2 separate regions of the Homo sapiens genome follow, and region 1 is linked to region 2. Evidence: read pairs that join two places in POLR2A ChIA-PET (ENCODE). Cell type or tissue: A673. All regions are shown on one strand. Each heading gives the region's core, and the rest is flanking DNA. Links, peaks and the distances in the headings are about the cores only.

What was found. Peaks named below come from ENCODE experiments on the same cell type or tissue, not always from the same donor. Only the 100,000 strongest peaks of a DNase experiment are listed, where the experiment ranks them.
Region 1: POLR2A ChIA-PET joins it to region 2 with 12 read pairs; 2 of 35 experiments call an interaction of 5 or more read pairs at or near these places.

What each region holds. Positions count from the first base shown.
Region 1 is chr6:24,624,581-24,633,291 of GRCh38, reverse strand. All of the region lies in intron 1 of KIAA0319, which reads left to right. Among named protein-coding and RNA genes, the nearest start is that of KIAA0319, 17 kb to the left of the region's middle. In A673, for the core only: no CTCF peak of the experiment used is centred there; no DNase peak of the experiment used is centred there.
Region 2 is chr6:24,377,260-24,385,970 of GRCh38, reverse strand. It overlaps a transcript of DCDC2 not described here. Among named protein-coding and RNA genes, the nearest start is that of MRS2, 21 kb to the left of the region's middle. In A673, for the core only: no CTCF peak of the experiment used is centred there; DNase peaks (open chromatin) are centred at 2,570, 3,870 and 4,300; H3K27ac peaks cover 5,542 bases.

The DNA.
Region 1 (8,711 bases), core at 576-8,575, 250 kb before region 2:
GAATGCTTTTGGTCCTGCCTGGGAATGGGATCTCCCTGATTAGTGCACCTTCTACCTGTATATTTGTCTGCATATGCAGAGATACTGTTGCTTCTGAGAACTTTGCTAACCCTTCACCAGCCTCACAGTGTTACTGCAATGCTGATTTTTTTATTAGTTTGATGAGTTTGAGTATGAAAAAAATCTTGTATTATCTTTCCAGCAGCTCCCCAATAATCTGACTCCTAGGAAGTTGAAAAAGGAGGGTTTGGAATATCTTCCTTGCCTGTATTTTCTCCCAGCTGGTCCCTGGCCCTCCCTTTAGAGCCCCACAGAATCTGCTTCCTCCCTGTTCCTCAAGAATGCCCTTCTTGTGTTTAAAAACCAATGCTGGATTATGTTTCCCTTAATTCTACTTGATCTCCTAATAGGGAGTCATTTTATCCCACAATTGTAAAGCATTATCTCTGTTGCCAGCATATTTATCAGTAATCCTCTGTGTTGATTGGCACAGGTTTATCCACTTTCAGTGGAGAAAGTCAGAGCATAGACTAATAGTACTGAAAAACTGCCAGAGTTTTACTTTGTTGACTTGGCCTCTAGCTGCATGTGCTGTCTTATTTCCTTCACTCTATCTCTTTCTTTGTTGATGAGGATTTTGCAGTTTGAGACCGTTTTGTAGGTGCAGGAGCAGCTAGGCAAGTCATCTCTGCAGGTTACTTTTAGAACTGCTTTCTTTTCTGTACCACTCCCCAGGCCCAGGCAGTAAGGAGTGGAGAAGTGTGCCTCATGAATGATTTATCAACTGCTTTGGCGAGAGAAAGTGCTGAAATTAAGAAAGACCAGACTCATTTTCATCTTTTATATTCCTTACTCATTGATACTTAGAAAATTGTTTTGGAGAAACTGGAAACTTAACTTCTGAATGGTGAGCCACAGAGCTTCAACCGATTCAGCTAGAATATTCTATATACCTGTTGGAGATAACAATATTTGTCTTACCTCTGGCGGTATTGGGATGCTCAACTAATGCGATATATGTAAAATTGCCTTGTGATACAAAGAACTATTATAAATGACTATTATTTTGATAATGGCGATGATGAATATTATAAACCACTTATTTCCTGATTATTAATAGGATGGATTGTTAATTGACAATATTCTACCTTCTTTCCATTTTGCTCCTCTTCCTTCATAGGGAAAAAGCAAACAATTATTTACTTAATGCCTGAAAGTTAAATTCTAAAGGAAAACTTTTTACTAGCTGATCATAGGTCTGCTGATAAGAATTGAAAGATGGGACAATCTCAGGTTTATGAACAGTTGCCTGATACTAAAGGTTAGTAATCACCAGCTGTCTTCAGAATTTGGCACAAAGCAGATTTATTTTCACTGACATAGAAAGCATCCAGCCTCTGGGCCTGGAGAGGACGGAGCCCTGGCTGGGCGGGCTGCATAGTCGTTGGCGGGGGTGTCTGCACTTTCTCTAGCCTTCCTTGGGGCATGTTTTCTAAAGGTGATAATTTACTTACTATAGCACAAGGCAAAGCACCTACTTAGATAGCAGTGGTGACCCCGTTAGATAAGAATTGAATTTAGGGAGAAATAAAAGTGCTGAGCCATTTGAAAGCTAAGTTGTTTCCATAATTAGGGAGAATATTTAAAGCCACATGGTGTACACTCAAGGTTTCACCTTCTAAAATTGTTTTTCCTAATGTAGGGACAGTGTTTCCAGGAGTAAAAAACTGTGGTGTTATGTTGTAATACAAGGGCTGTAAGACAGTGCATTAATCTAAGACTGTGGAAAAGATGGTAAAATTTACCATAGCAATTGGTGCATATTTGTTTCTTACCATTTCTTTCTCCCAACGTATACTCCTTCACTACATGCCACCTATTGCTCCTTTCAATTGTTCTCTTATCTGTTTTATCAAGTTGACCCTCCCAATGAGTGGGAAATCCCCTCCTTCCTTTCTAGCACTGTTTCTGTGACTCCTGGAGAGGTGCTCAGGAGGTAGACCCATGGCCTGCATTCACCGCTGAAGCTGAAGGCTGCCTTGGCGAAGACAGGTTTTGTCAAAGTAGTGGCTGATACGGCAAGGAAAGAGGAATCATAAAAGAGGAGAACTTCCCTAGCTGCCCCACTGGCTAAATTGAACTAGGAATATATTATGGCTGCATCTTTTGTGAGTTCACTGGCTCTAAAAAGCAGGGCTTTGCCAGCTTAGTTTCCTCACTCAGTAAACCATAAATGGGACAACCTATAAATACAGCTCGTTCTTAACAGCCTGTAGGACAATGCTATGCAGACAATCTGTTTGGATCTCTGAAAGAGGCCCTCTTTGGGCTGTTTCCATTCCCTTCAGATACAAAAGCTGCAGCTTGCCCTTTTCTGAGCCTGCAGAAGCATTTCACTCCAGCATTATTTATAAACATCCCAAGTTGGAAACAAAGAAATGATGAAGTAAATTGTAATAATCAATGGAATGTTGCAAACAAATTATAAAAAATATAACAATGAAGGATAATTTTTGTGATAAAATATTGAATGAAAGTATTATACAACTCTAAGATGATAGCTGTACTAAAGTTTGTGTGTATATGTGTATATATATATATATATATACACATATACACACAATTGAATAAATGGAACGAGAATCTAAAAGAAGAAAAGCAGCCATTTGTTGGCACGATTTATAATTTTTTTCTAGGAATGTACAATTTATAATGACTAATTTTTTAATGTAATTTTTTTCTTTTTTCTTTCGTTCTTTCTTTTTTTTTTTTTTTTTTTTTTTGAGACAGAATCTTGCTCTGTCACCCAGACTGGAGTACAGTGGTGCAATCTCAGCTCACTGCAACCTCCGCCTCCCGGGTTCAAGCAATTCTCCTGCCTCAGCCTCCCAAGTAGCTGGGATTACAGGCGCATGTCACCATACCTGGCTAATTTTTTTATTTTTAATAGAGAAAGGGTTTCACCATATTGGCCAGACTGGCCTCGAACTCCTGACCTTAAGTGATCTGCCCACCTCAGCCTCCCAAAGTGCTGGGATTACAGGTGTGAGCCACTGCACCCAGCAATTTTTTTAATGTAAGTTTTTGTCACGCTATTATTATTTTTATTTTTTTAGACAGAGTCTCACTCTGTCACCCAGGCTAGAGTGCAGTGGTACAATCTCTTCTCACGGCAACCTCCACCTCCCAGGTTCAAGCAATTCTCCTGCTTCAGCCTCCCGAGTAGCTGGGATCACAGGCATGCGCCACCATGCCCGGCTAATTTTTGTATTTTTAGTAGAGATGGGGTTTCGGCATGTTGGCCAGGCTGGTCCTGACCTCAGGTGAGCCTCCCACCTCAGCCTCCTAAAGTATTGAGATTACAGGCATGAGCCACCAGGCCCGGCCTTGTCATGCTATTTAAAGAAGGATTTATTTCATTCACTCAGCCTCCATTCAGACAGTGTGCTAGAGCCCAGGCAGAGAGATGCAGCCAATAAAAGCACATTTCTCCTGGGGTGTACCTCTCCAAGGTTCTGTAACATATAATTTTGAAAATCACACTAATCTCCTTCATTAAAAATTTTATCTCAGATCTAAAGCAGCAGCCACGGGGACAGCAACGTTTCAGTCACAAGGTTTGTTTCATAACTCATTTTGTCTTTTTATTTTTAAAAAAGGTAGCAGCCATGAGAAAGCCTTACCATTCCACACCCATCACTTTTAGCTGTACAGTACCTTATGCTGGGATAAGTGTTTCATGTATTCTGAGTTTTCTTTCTTTTTTTTTTTTTTTTTGAGACAGAGTCTCACTCTGTTGCCCAGGCTGGAGTGCAGTGGCACGATCTCGGCTCATTGCAAGCTCTGCTTCCCGGGTTCATGCCATTCTCCTGCCTCAGCCTCCCAAGTAGCTGGGACTGCAGGCGCCTGCCACCGCACCTGGCTAATTTTTTGTATTTTTAGTAGAGATGGGGTTTCACCGTGTTAGCCAGGATGGTCTCAATCTCCTGACCTCGTGATCCTCCCTCCTTGGCATCCCAAAGTGCTGGGGTTACAGGCGTGAGCCACCACGCTGGACTGTCATTGATTCCATCATTGGCTGACTTCCTTTGGTCAGAGATGAAAGAAAACCCCTAGTGTGTAAAGGCTCGAGTTGTTATTTTGTCTCACTATAAGGTAGATGGCGTTTTTCACCTTAAACTTAGAAAATACTGTCTGCTCTAGGTACTTCATGCAGTCGCTAATGGGACAGGACAGGCAAATTTCAGGAAGCTTTTCTTTTGAAAAGTACAAACAATGGTGTTATGGGTTGCGTGGTGTCCCCACAAAAGATGCTTTCAGTCCTAACCCCCAATACCTGTGAATGTGACCTTACGTAAAAATAAGGTTTCTGCGGATGGTATCAAGAAGAGGTTATGAGAGGGCCCTTTATCCACTGCGACTGGTGCCCTTATAAGAGGAAAATTTTGACCCAGAGGCACACAAGGAGAGCTCCATGTGACAATAGAGGGACAGATTGGAGGGATGCAGCTGCAAGCAAAGGAACGCCGAGGATTGACGGCCACCATCAGAAGCTAGGAAGGGACAAAGAAGGATTCTGATCAGACTCTCAGAGGGACATGGCCCAGCTGATGCGTTGATTTCCAACTTCCAGCTTCCAGAACTGTGGGAGACTACAAAACATTTCTGTTGTTTTCCGGTGCTTAGTTTGCTGTACTTTGTTACAGTAGCCCTAGGAAACTAATTCAGATGGTAAATGCAAGGGTTGTATTAAAAAAAAAAAAGAAAGAAAGAAAAAAGCACTGCAGTGAGAACCTGATGGGGGAACGGAAATGGACAGGTGTTCTGGACCTGGTCAGATCTTTTAAAAACCCACAGGGCAGTTGCACTTTAAAACTTACAAGTGTGTCTCATGAATTCTTTCAGAATCAAATGTGACATATTAAAATAAAAACACTTTAAAGAGAACTTACAGGCTAGAAAACAGAAAAACATAAGGTTCCTTAGAAAAATTATTGAACGGAAAGCAAAAAAATTCTTAAAAAGGTGGGAAAATTACAATACCTGACATTTCTAACCAGTACTTACTCTAAAACAAGGTCTATAAAAGCAACAGTCCACAAATTTACTTATTTAGGAAGTTTAGATTTTTAAAAATATGGTGATTTAGGAAGCTAAATGCCATTATAGGATGTTTTTATTGCCCATGTTCTGTAATTATTAGGACATGCTTTCCAGCACTACGTGTGCTTGAAATAATATAAAACCTGGAAGCAATGATGAATAATGTCTAACTTTTCATTAGCACAATTACTCAGTTCATTTTGCCCTAGAATAAGCAGTATTTGGAAGGAGGCTCCTACATTCAGGACATGTCTTCAGCATTCTTCTGGTGAACATTTATGCTGTTATTTGAGTAGTTTAATAATTTTTGAATAGTGACTATAAATGATGCACACAAATATTCCTCTTCTAGATTGTCTTCTGTGGATTAATTAACAGTTCATTAGATAATTATCTGTACTTTTAAGACCATAATGTTAGTCCCTGAACTGAAACCAGTAAGAAGATTGCTGGAAGTCCTGGCCTCTTTTCCCATTTACGGAGTAGGAAAGGTTACTTTGGTGCTTGAGGTAAATTCCAGTTTTCAGGCTACACATCGTGTTCATTTCTTTATTCTGCTAGGGCCACAGCTCATGACCTAGGTAGGCCCTTGCTGTGAATTCCTCACTGTATCATTTGTTCCCTAATTCTGACCTCTGTTTATCAGACCATAATCATGTCTTTCAGAAGAAAACAAGGAAGGAAGGGAGAGAGGAAAGGAGGGAAGGAGGGAGGAAAAAAAGGAAAGAAGGAAGGGAGGGAGGGAAAATGCTCACTAAGACCTAATCACCTTCCCTCCCAATTCATTCTTTCCATGGCTATGACTGAGCACTAAGTCCTCAGCAGAAATTTTGACCAGGAGGTTATCAGGTAGCACATTACCACCTGTTGACAGTGATCTCTAATTGTAACATCATCCCCAGCGCATTTCTGCACTGTACACATAAGGATGTCTTGGGAGAGCCTGCCAGCCCATAATTCTTACAGCATTCTGTTGATCTAACAACATGGGAACAACAGCCATCTAAAAAGTATGTGAAGTCCCCTTTTGTTACTAAGATATATTACATGTTATCATTATGGAAAATTTGGAAAATATAGAAAAGTAGAAAGAAAAACAATTGAGTTCTGCTGGCCTGCCCTGCTTTTTTTAAGACCGCACTTATAAATTGGTCACTAATGTCTTTGTGAAGTGCTCATGAATTATCTGTTCAATAACTCACTCTAGAATGTTGCTGGAGTTTGGCACCTAGGTCTTAACTTGCCATTTCTGTAAATAACCTTATTACCTTCCTGCAAATTGGAACTTTTGTTCCAGAAGCCGCCTAGCTTCTGGAAATTCTCTTTTTCATCATTATTCTGCACAGTTTACCAAAACTAATTGCACAATAAAACCTCAAAATTCCTTGGGTATCTTGGGACAATTTATGTGGCCCTTCCACTGGAATGGAAACTCCCAAAGGGAACCTTTTTATTCACTGCTATATCCTCACAAACTAGAATAGTGCCCTGCAAACATAGGTGTTCAATACATTTTCTTTTTAAAATGTTAGCTTCATTGAGATATATTTCCCATATCAGAACATTTACCCATGTAAAGTATAAAATTCAGTAGCTTTTAGTATATTCACAGTTATCCAACCATCAATTTCAAAACAGTTTCACCCCCTTTTTTTTTGAGAGCGAGTCTTGCTCTGTTGCCCAGGCTGGAGTGCAGTGGCACGATCTCTGCTCACTGCAACCTTCACCTGCCAGGTTCAAGCGATTCTCGTGCCTCAGCCTCCTGAGTAGCTGGGATTACAGGTGTGTGCCACCACACTCAGCTAATTTTTGTATTTTTAGTAGAGACGGGATTTTGCTATGTTGACCAGGCTGGTCTCAAAATCCTGCCCTCAAGTGATTCTCTCATCTCGACCTCCCAAAGTTGTGGGATGACAGGCACAAGCCACCAAGCCCGGCCCCATTTTCACCACTTCTAAAAAATCCTCAGATGCTTAAACAGTCTGTCACATGCCATTCCTTCCCACCACTGGCAGCCACTGATTTGCATTCTATCTCTATGGATTTGCGTATTCTGGACATTTCATGTAAATAGAATGGTACAAAATGTGGTCCTTGTGTCTGATTTCTTTCACTTAGCATAATGGTGTCAAGGTTTATCCATGATGTAGTAGATATGCCGTTCCTTTTTTATTGCCAAATAATATTCCACCGGATAGATATATAATACCATGATATGTTTATCCATTTTAAGCCTATGGGCATTTGAGTTATTTCCATTCATTTAGGTTGTCTTTACTTCTTTTGATGATGTTTTACAGTCTCCACTGTACAAGACTTATACTTCTTTTGTTAAATTTATTCCTAAGTACTTACTCTTTGTGATGCTGTTAGTATGTTAGTATACAGAATTCTTTTCTTAATTTTGTTTTCAGCTCATTCATTCCTAATGTGTAGAAATACAATTGACTTTAGTATGTTGTTTTCATATCATCCTTGCTGAACTCTAGTCATATTTTTGTGGACTCCTTAGGATTTTCTGTATATAAGATCATGTTATCTGTGAATAGACATAGTTTTACACATTCCTTTCCAATCTGGATGCTTTTATTTGCTTTCTCTCCTAATTGGCCTGGCTAGAACCTCCAGTACAATGTTGGATAGAAGTGGTGAGAGCAAAATCCTTGTCTTCTTCCTGATCTTAGGGGCAAAGCTTTTCAGGCTTTCACAATTATATATGATGTTAGCTATGGATTTCCATAGACTCTGTTTATCAAGTTGTATCAATAAATATTTGAGAATGAATACACATATATATATTTAAATATATTCTTTATAATGTTTGCTTTTTGGGTCTTGTTAATAAATCCATCCCTAATCAGTGGTTAGAAAGATATTTCTGCTACATTTACTTTTAATAGTTTTAAAGCTTTGCATTTCACATTTAGGCCTTTAATTCATGTAAATTTATACTGTATATGGTATGAAGTTGGGATTCTAATTTTGTCATTTATCTGAAAAGCAATTTTCCTAACACCAGTTTTATTCTTGTTCTATTTGGCAGACAATTTTATAGAAATAAAAAAAACAGAAGTTATGGGGTACTGTATTATACAATTCTTTTATTTATTGTTTCTGTTTTTTAGAGAGGGGAGCTCATTCTGTTGCCCATGCTGGCATGCAGTGGTGCAGCTATAGCTCACTGTAGCCTTGAACTCCTGGACTCAAGCCATCTTCCTCCCTCAGCCTCCTGAGTAGGTGGGATTACAGGCTGAAGAGCCTAACCATATTGTACAACTCTTAAGGCTGGGCAGAAATCTTGAATAGGACAGGATCATGTGGCACCGCACTCCAGGTTCCATTGTTCAGCCCACATTACATTGCATGTAGAAGGAAATATGGGAGTCAGGGCTTCACGTCCGACTTCCAAATCTCACTTGAATGCATTTCATTGGCAGAACCTGAATAACATTCAGATCCTTAGGTACAGGGATGTTGAGAAATGTAATTTTCACCTTTCCATCCCCTTCCCTAGAGGAGATGAGGGTAGGGGCTATATGAAGCTGTGCAGATGAATTCTGAGTGTCAAGGTCCCAGCACAAGGTTCTTCCAATTATCTTCTAATAGAT
Region 2 (8,711 bases), core at 513-8,512:
GATTTGCGATCTACAGCCTGGGATGACTCCCTATAGTCTAAGGTAACTGTGATTACAAGATGTGCCATTTTTTAATGTACCCTTAACAAAGAAAAAATTTTCTGATTAAATGATGACACAGTGCCTTCTTATGACATAGATTTTCAAAAATTTTATACTTACTGAAAGTATTCTTTTTTTTTCAAGAGACAGGGTTTTACTTTGTCAACCTGGCTGGAGTGCAGTTGTGCAATCATAGTTCACTGTAACTTTGAACTCCTGGGCTCAATTGATCCTTTCACCTCAGCCTTTCAAGTATCTAGGGCTGCAGGTACACAGCATCACGCTTGGCTAATTTTTAAATGTTTTGTAGAGATAGGGGTCTCAATGTGTTACTCAGGCTGGCCACAAACTCTTGACCTCAAGTAAGCTTCTCACGTCAACCTCCCCAAAGTGCTGGATTTATAGGCATGAACCACTGCACCTGGCCAAGTATTCTTTTAGACTTACTTATACATAGATTTTTTTCTTATTTCTCTTTTTTGGACATATATTTTTATAATATAACATTCTCTTACGTTAACAGAGAAATGCAAGCAAAATTTTAGTTAAGGCATTTCTAAAACTTTATTTCAATTCTAAATCGTGTTGTAATCTTAAAAAATATCAGGTAACCTGCTCGGGTCCCCTTCTGTGCCGTGGGGAAGCTTTGTCCTTTCGCTCTTCACAATAAACTTTGCTACCGCTAAAAACAAAACAAAACAAAACAACAACAACATCAAAAATCATTGTAAAAGTCAGTTAAACTTAACATCTGAGATAATAACCATGCACACATCTCATCTAAAGTGATGACAATGTGAACAGTATGATGAAGTTCTGATTTGCTCATGCAATCACCTATGCCGTGACCACCACCTGGCCAGGACAATTACTTGTAAGAGTTCATTGACTGTAAGGCACATCCTTATTTCAGAGATTTAAAGATGTGGAAAAAAATGTGCATCTTGGTGCTAGAGAGGATGTGGAGAAACAGAAATGTTTTTACACTGTTGGTGGGAGTGTAAATTAGTTCAACCATTGTGGAGGATGGTGTGGTGTTTTCTCAAGGATCTAGAACTAGAAATACCATTTGACCCAGCAATCTCATTACTGGATATATATCCACAGGATTATAAATCATTCTACTATAAAGACACATGCACACATATGTTTACTGTGGCACTATTCACAATAGCAAAGACTTGGAACCAACCCAAATGTCCATCATTGATAGACTGGATAAAGAAAATGTGGCACATATACACCATGGAATACTATGCAGCCATAAAAAAGGATGAGTTCATGTCCTTTGCAGGGACATGGATGAAGCTGAAAACCATCATTCTCAGCAAACTAACACAGGAACAGAAAACCAAACACCACGTGTTTTCACTTATAAGTGGGAGTCGAACAGTGAGAACACATGGACACAGGGAGGGAAACATCACACACTGGGGCCTGTCGGGGTGGGAGTGTAGAGGAGGGATGGCATTAGGAGAAATACCTAATGTAAGTGATGGGTTGATGGGTGCAGCAAACCACCATGGGACGCACATACCTATGTAATAAAACTGCATGTTCTGCACGTGTACCCCAGAACTTAAAGTATAATAACAATTAAAAAAAAGTGCATCTGGGAAAAAATGAAGTGTGGTGATTTGTTTCTTTTTTTTTTTTTTTTTTTTGAGACGGAGTCTCGCTCTGTCACCCAGGCTGGAGTGCAGTGGCGCGATCTCCGCTCACTGCAAGCTCCGCCTCCCGGGTTCACGGCATTCTCCCGCCTCAGCCTCCCGAGTAGCTGGGACTACAGGCGCCCGCCACCGCTCCCGGCTAATTTTTTGTATTTTTAGTAGAGAAGGGGTTTCACCGTGCTAGCCAGGATGGTCTCGATCTCCTGACCTCGTGATCCACCCACCTCGGCCTCCCAAAGTGCTGGGATTACAGGCGTGAGCCACTGCGCCCGGCCTGTTTCTTCCTTTCTCTTCTCCTCCTCTGGTTTAAGTAAATTCCTGATATTCGTTTTGCCATTTGTCTCCCTCAGATTAAAATGGAGTTGATCATGGTTGAAAAATTACATTTAGGTAGGGTTCAGGGTGTGCTGAGTAACATTTTACTGCATTTTTAAGTTAAATGTTCTTAAAACTTTTTTATTCATAAAGATGCTTCAAAATGTGCTTTTAAAATCTACATGCAGTATGGTTTCATTGTATTATCTGAAAATGTCACTGGGAAATGATCAAAAAGATTCCCAAACTGAGGGGTTGAAAAATGCTATATTGGGCAATTACTGAATCTTCTGTAGTTTTTGAGTAAGCTGGAACCCAATATATGTGAGTAGAAAATATTAGGATGTCTATCCTTAATAATATTATCTCCTCTGCTGCTCACAGTCTTATCAACTGATACAAAATTTTTTAATTAAAATTTTCAACCTTTGACATCAGAACATCATAGTTCATTAAAGTAGCCCTTTCCATTAATTCCAGAAACTGGACTCCAGTTAACCAGTAACTTCTGTATCAGTGACATAATTTCCTGCACAATTGTTACTTTGTAATGGTTAACTTCTCTCTTAGTTGTTCGCAGCAGGGGGTAGTTTTCTTACTTTTTTTTTTTTTTTTTTGAGACAGAGTTTCGCTCTTGTTGCCCAGGCTGGAGTGCAATGGTGCCATCTTGGCTCACCGCAACCTCTGCCTTCCAGGTTCAAGCAATTCTCCTGCCTTAGCCTCCTGAGTAGCTGGAATTACAGGCATGCGCCACCACGCCCAGGTAATTTTGTATTTTCAGTAGAGACGGGGTTTCTCCATGTTGGTCAGGCTGGTCTCCAACTCCCGACCTCAGGTGATCCCACTGCCTCGGCCTCCCAAAGTGCTGGGATTACAAGCATGAGCCACCATGCCCAGCCTAGGGGGTAGTTTTCTTTCATGAGTCTGCTATTATAATTCACGGTGACTTAAGACATTTTACCCTATAATAAAACAAAAACCTCTGAGTAGTAAGAGATAGTACTGTTTGACCTCAGTAACTGTCCATGAACTAAAAAAAAATCCATGAAAGTTACTGACTAAAAAACTGATAGTCCAAACTGGACTATACCAGCAGCAGCCTTTTGATGAGATGGAGTCAGACACTTGGCCATCTAAACACAATTGTTGGTATTAAAGGATAGTGAGAGTCTTTTGAAGAGAAAAAAAGAAAAGAATACTTTGTTCTGAGGTTGTGTAGAATTAAGGTCAGAGGAGAAATTTAGCCTGTCAGTAGTGTGAAAATACGAAAGAAGCCCCTGGAAAATTTGAAACAGGGTGAATCCAGTTTCATTTCATTGTTCTATTGCTCAAACCTTAAATTACAGAAGGATTAGCACAGTTTAGCAAAAGTAACAACAAAAAACCAGCAAACTCAGATGTACACTACTTAAATTTTTGCTTTAATGAAATCTGATAATAATTTGTATGGGCAGCAAGCCAAATCATAGACTTCAATTCTTTAGGGGGAAAAAAGGCATTGACTGCCTAATATATTTTGGCTTTATTGATTTTTTTAAACATTGCTTCTGACTAATGTACATGAAATTTTTATACCTGTTTACTTAGTGATTATGCATATAAATAATTGAGAGCTGAGAAACAGAAAAACAAAACTTAGTTTGATGCAGTAACTAGCACCTGATATCATTCCTGAGGTATTTGCCGGAGTCTGTAGAGTCAAGCAGAAGAAAATGAGCAACAATTTTATTAACTCCTAATCTTAGAGGGTCTTGCTCCCATTGAGAGTGACAAAAATAATTTAATTGTAAGTGAAGGACATGAAAAATTGCCTGGAGTATTGAAAGGATTTTGAGCTTAGCTTGCCCAGTTTTATGAAAGTTTTTTCTCCCCATGGCTGGACTGTGAAATCACCATGGAGGAGAAATTGCTTTATTTAAATAGCTTGCCTGCCTTCCTTCCTTCCTTCCTTCCTTCCTTCCTTCCTTCCTTCCTTCCTTCCTTCTTTCTTTCCTTCTTCTTCTTTCTTTCTTTCTTTCTCTTTCTCTCTTTTCTTTCTCCTTCTTTCTTTCTTTTTTCTTTATCTCTTTCTTTCTTTTATTTCTCCTTCCTTCCTTCCTTCCTTCCTTCCTTCCTTCCTTCCTTCCTTCCTTCCTTCCTTTCTTTCCTTCCTTTCTTTTCCAATAGTGATGAGATCTTATTGTGTTGCCCAGGCTGCTCTCTAACTCCTGAGCTGAAGTGTTGCTCCTGCCTCAGCCTCCCAAACTGCTGGAATTACAGGCATGAGCCATGGCACCCCGCTTTTAAATATATTTTCTGTGTAAAGACTCTAAGAATCTGTGTAAAGAATCACAACAAACTCCTGGTAAGAGAGTAAATTGTGCCGCAATTAGAATTACTCAAAGAAAAGTTTTAATAGTGCGTCTACTTCTGCTGTTCTGCAGCCAGGCCAGCTTAGCAGCATCTTAAGCCTGCCGCTGAGGCAGAAATCATTTAAAAAACCAATCTCTGTCTCTGTCTCTGTCTCTCTATCTCTCCTCTCTCTTTTTAAAGATTCTACATATGAGGGAGATCTTACAGTATTGATCTCACTGTGTCTGGCTTTTTCAGTTAACAGATGAGTGAGTTCTGGGGATCTAAGGTACATTGTGGTGACTATGGTTAATAATATTATCTGATATACTACTTGAAATTTGCTAAGACAATAGACATTAAGTGTTCTCACCACACATACAAATGCTAATTATGTGAAATGAGAGATGTGCTAATTAACTTGATTGTGCTTATTTCATAATGTATATGTATATCATATCATCATGTTGTATACCTTAAATGCATACAATTTTTTAACGTGTTTTTCTAATTCTTTTTTTTTTTTTTCTTGAGACAAGACTTCACTCTGTCACCCAGGCTGCAGTGCAGTGGTGTGATCATGGCTCGCTAAAGCCTCAACCTTGGACTCAAGTGATCCTCCCACCTCAGCCTCCCAAGTAGCTTGGGACTATAGGCCCACACCACCACACCTGGTTAGTTTTTTAATTTTTGTAGAGATGGGTTCCCACTGTGTTGTCCAAGCTGGTCTTGAATTCCTGGGCTCAAGCCCTGGGCCTCCCACAGTTCTGGGATTACAGGTATGAGCTACTGCACTCGGACTACAATTTTTATTTGTCAATTATACCTTAATAAAGCTGAGGCAAAAATAAGCCAAAGCCCATCTCTTTGGTTTGGTCCTCACTCCTCATAATTGATCAATTCTCCCGGGGGTTCTGATTTTCTGTAACTATAGTGTATTACTTTATTCTTCAGCTTCCAGAAACTAGCATGTATAAGAACAAATCTATGATAAAAATTATGTATATTGCCAATAGATACACTGAAACACATCAAAGGGTGAATGAGTTGATGATCATTGTAGTGCCAACTCCTGCCACATCCTTCTCTGGTAGCTCATGCAACGGAACTCTCTCGTAAAATCTCCTTCCTTGATACTTTGATGTTTAGACATTTCTTCATTCGCCACTTGCTTTCTTCATCTTCAGTCCACTTTAAGACCTGTGGGTCTATCCACTTTCAAAGAAAGGAAGTAAATGGGCATAACTAATATATGTAAACCAGGCACTTTTTAGAACAAACAATATGCAAAATAAAGGGGGGTGGTGATTGGTTAGAAATGGTACTTCTGGCATTACAAATAATGGATATTATAGGCTAATTTGTGTCTCCCCACAACATTCATATGTTGACATCCTAACCTTGGTTGACTTTTATTATTATTATTATACTTTAAGTTCTAGGATACACGTGCACAATGTGCAGGTTTGTTACATAGGTATACATGTGCCATGTTGGTTTGCTGCACCCATCAACCCATCATTTACATTAGGTATTTCTCCTAATGCTATCCCTCCCCCAGCCCCCCACCCCCCAACAGGCCCCAGTGTGTGATGGTCCCTTCCCTGTGTCCATGTGTTCTCGTTGTTCAACTCCTACTTATGAGTGAGAACATGCGGTGTTTGGTTTTTTGTCCTTGTTATATTTTGCTGAGAATGATGGTTTCCAGCTTTATCCATGTCTCTGCAAAGGACATGAACTCATCATTTTTTATGGCTGCATAGTATTCCATGGTGTATATGTGCCACATTTCCTTTATCCAGTCTATCACTGATGGACATTTGGGTTGGTTCCAAGTCTTTGCTATTGTGAATAGTGGCCCAATAAACATTCGTGTACATGTGTCTTTATAGTAACATGATTTATAATCCTTTGGGTATATACCCAGTAATGGGATCGCTGGGTCAAATGGTATTTCTAGTTCTAGATCTTTGAGGAATCACCACGCTGTCTTCCACAATGGTTGAACTAATTTACACTTCCACCAACAGTGTAAAAGCATTCCTATTTCTCCACATCCTCTCCAGCATCTGTTGTTCCTGACTTTTTAATGATTGCCATTCTAACTGGCATGAGATGGTATCTCACTGTGGTTTTGATTTGCATTTCTCTGATGACCAGTGATGATCAGCATTTTTTCATATGTCTGTTGGCTGTATAAATGTCTTTTTTTGAGAAGTGTCTGTTCATATCCTTTGCCCACTTTTTGATGGGGTTGTTTGTTTTTTTTCTTGTAAATTTGTTTAAGTTTTCTGTAGATTCTGGATATTAGCCCTTTGTCAGATGGATAGATTGCAAAAATTTTCTCGCATTCTGTAGGTTGCCTGTTCACTCTGATGATAGCTTCTTTTGCTGTGCAGAAGCTTTTTAGTTGAATTAGATTTCTATTTTGGCTTTTGTTGCCATTGCTTTTGGTTTTTTAGTCATGAAGTCTTTGCCCATGCCTATGTCCTGAATGGTATTGCCTAGGTTTTCTTCTAGGGTTTTTATGGTTTTAGATCTTACCTTTAAGTCTTTAATCCATCTTGAGTTAATTTTTGTGTATGGTGTAAGGAAGGGATCCAGTTTCAGCTTTCTGCATATGGCTAGATTGGCCTTTTTTTTTTTTTTTTTTTTTCCAAATGAGACAGGGTCTCCTTTGTTGCCCAGGCTGGAGTGCAGTGGCACACTCATAGCTCACTGCAGCCTTGAACTCCTGGGCTCAAGCAATCCTCCCACCTCAGCTTCAGGTAGCTGAGACTACAGGAATGCACCACTGTGCCCTGTAGCAAGGTTGGTTTTTAAAATGATTTCTGCCTCAGTGGGAGGAATTAGAAGCTGCTAGGCTGAATTTATATGCCTGCAGGACAGCTGAAAGTAGATGTAATATTGAAACTTTTCTTTGAGTAATTTCACTTGTGGGTCTTGGGTTGAGTTTCCCAGAAGCAGATCTTGAGGCAAGGATTTGTACACAGTGATTTATTCTGCAAGTGTTTCCTGAGTAATTGGTAGGACATCAGGTAAGGCAACATCCCACCGAGTGCAGCTTCAACTTTATTCCACATGGGAGCTCTGAAGTATATATCATGCCTCCAAATTAGTCTGACCTAAAGCAAGGGTGCTGGGCTTTCATACTCTCACAATAGTCGGTCCCAGCAGAAGGGACAGAGGTAGGAGTGGGGTGGTGGTAGGGAGAGTGGTGGGGAGGGAGAGAAATCATCAGACACTCTCTGCTCTCTGCCAGTTTGGATGATGCTGCTCCAGTAGTCTGAAGACAGTATGCAAAGAAGAGTCACGGGCATGGCACACAGAAGCGGGAGGGGAAACACACACAAGTGCCGAATGGAAGCCAGTGGATCTGGACAGAGCACCCACAGTGCCTATTTCAGGTAGTGAGGCACTGACTAAACTCCAGGCAGGGTCCTTTTTCTTCCTGCTCTGCTGTATTTTTACTGGGTCTGGTCAATTTCTGTTTACATAATATTTAGAATTTACCATACTATTTGGACAAGAAAGAAGAAAGATTTACCTTAAAAAATAAGAGATAACACTTTTTGGTGCATACAATGTGCTGGGCACTTCTCTAAGCAGTACACCTTTTTTCTGAGATGGAATTTTGCTCTTTTTACCCAGGCCAGAGTGCTGTGGCATGATCTCGGCTCACTGCAACCTCCGCCTCCCGGGTTCAAGCAATTCTCCTGCCTCAGCCTCCTGAGTAGCTGGGATTACAGGCACCTGCCACCATGCCTGGCTGATTTTTTGTATTTTTAGGAGAAACGGGGTTTCACCATACTGGCCAGGCTGGTCTCGAACTCCTGACCTCAGGTGATCCACCCCCCTCGGCCTCCCAAAGTGCTGGGATTACAGGTGTAAGTCATTGTGCCCGGCCTATGCTCTATACATTCTTTTAATCCTATATGCCAGTTTTATGGATAAGGACACTAAGGCTTACAAAAATTAAGTAACTTTTCTATTGGTGATACAGCTTAAGTGATGAAACCAAGATTCAAAATCAGGTTTTGAGTATCACGTAAAAATAAAACAACACAACCAGTCTTTTTTGAAGTATAATGACATTTTCGGTGAAGCAATTTAAAATCAATTTTGAGACCATCTTTATGAAATAGATACAAATGTTTACTTAGTTAAAAGGCTTAAATAGTTTGATGAATGGGTTGGAATGTGTATTTGTTTTGAAATATAATGAATCTCTAGTCAGCTTTTTTTCTTAATTTCTCTCTCATAGTAAAAGTCTAATATTACCAATAAATATTGAGCAAGTCAGTTTCAGAGGTGAAACTGAAAAAAGTCCTGAAAAAAGAACTCTGGCTCTGG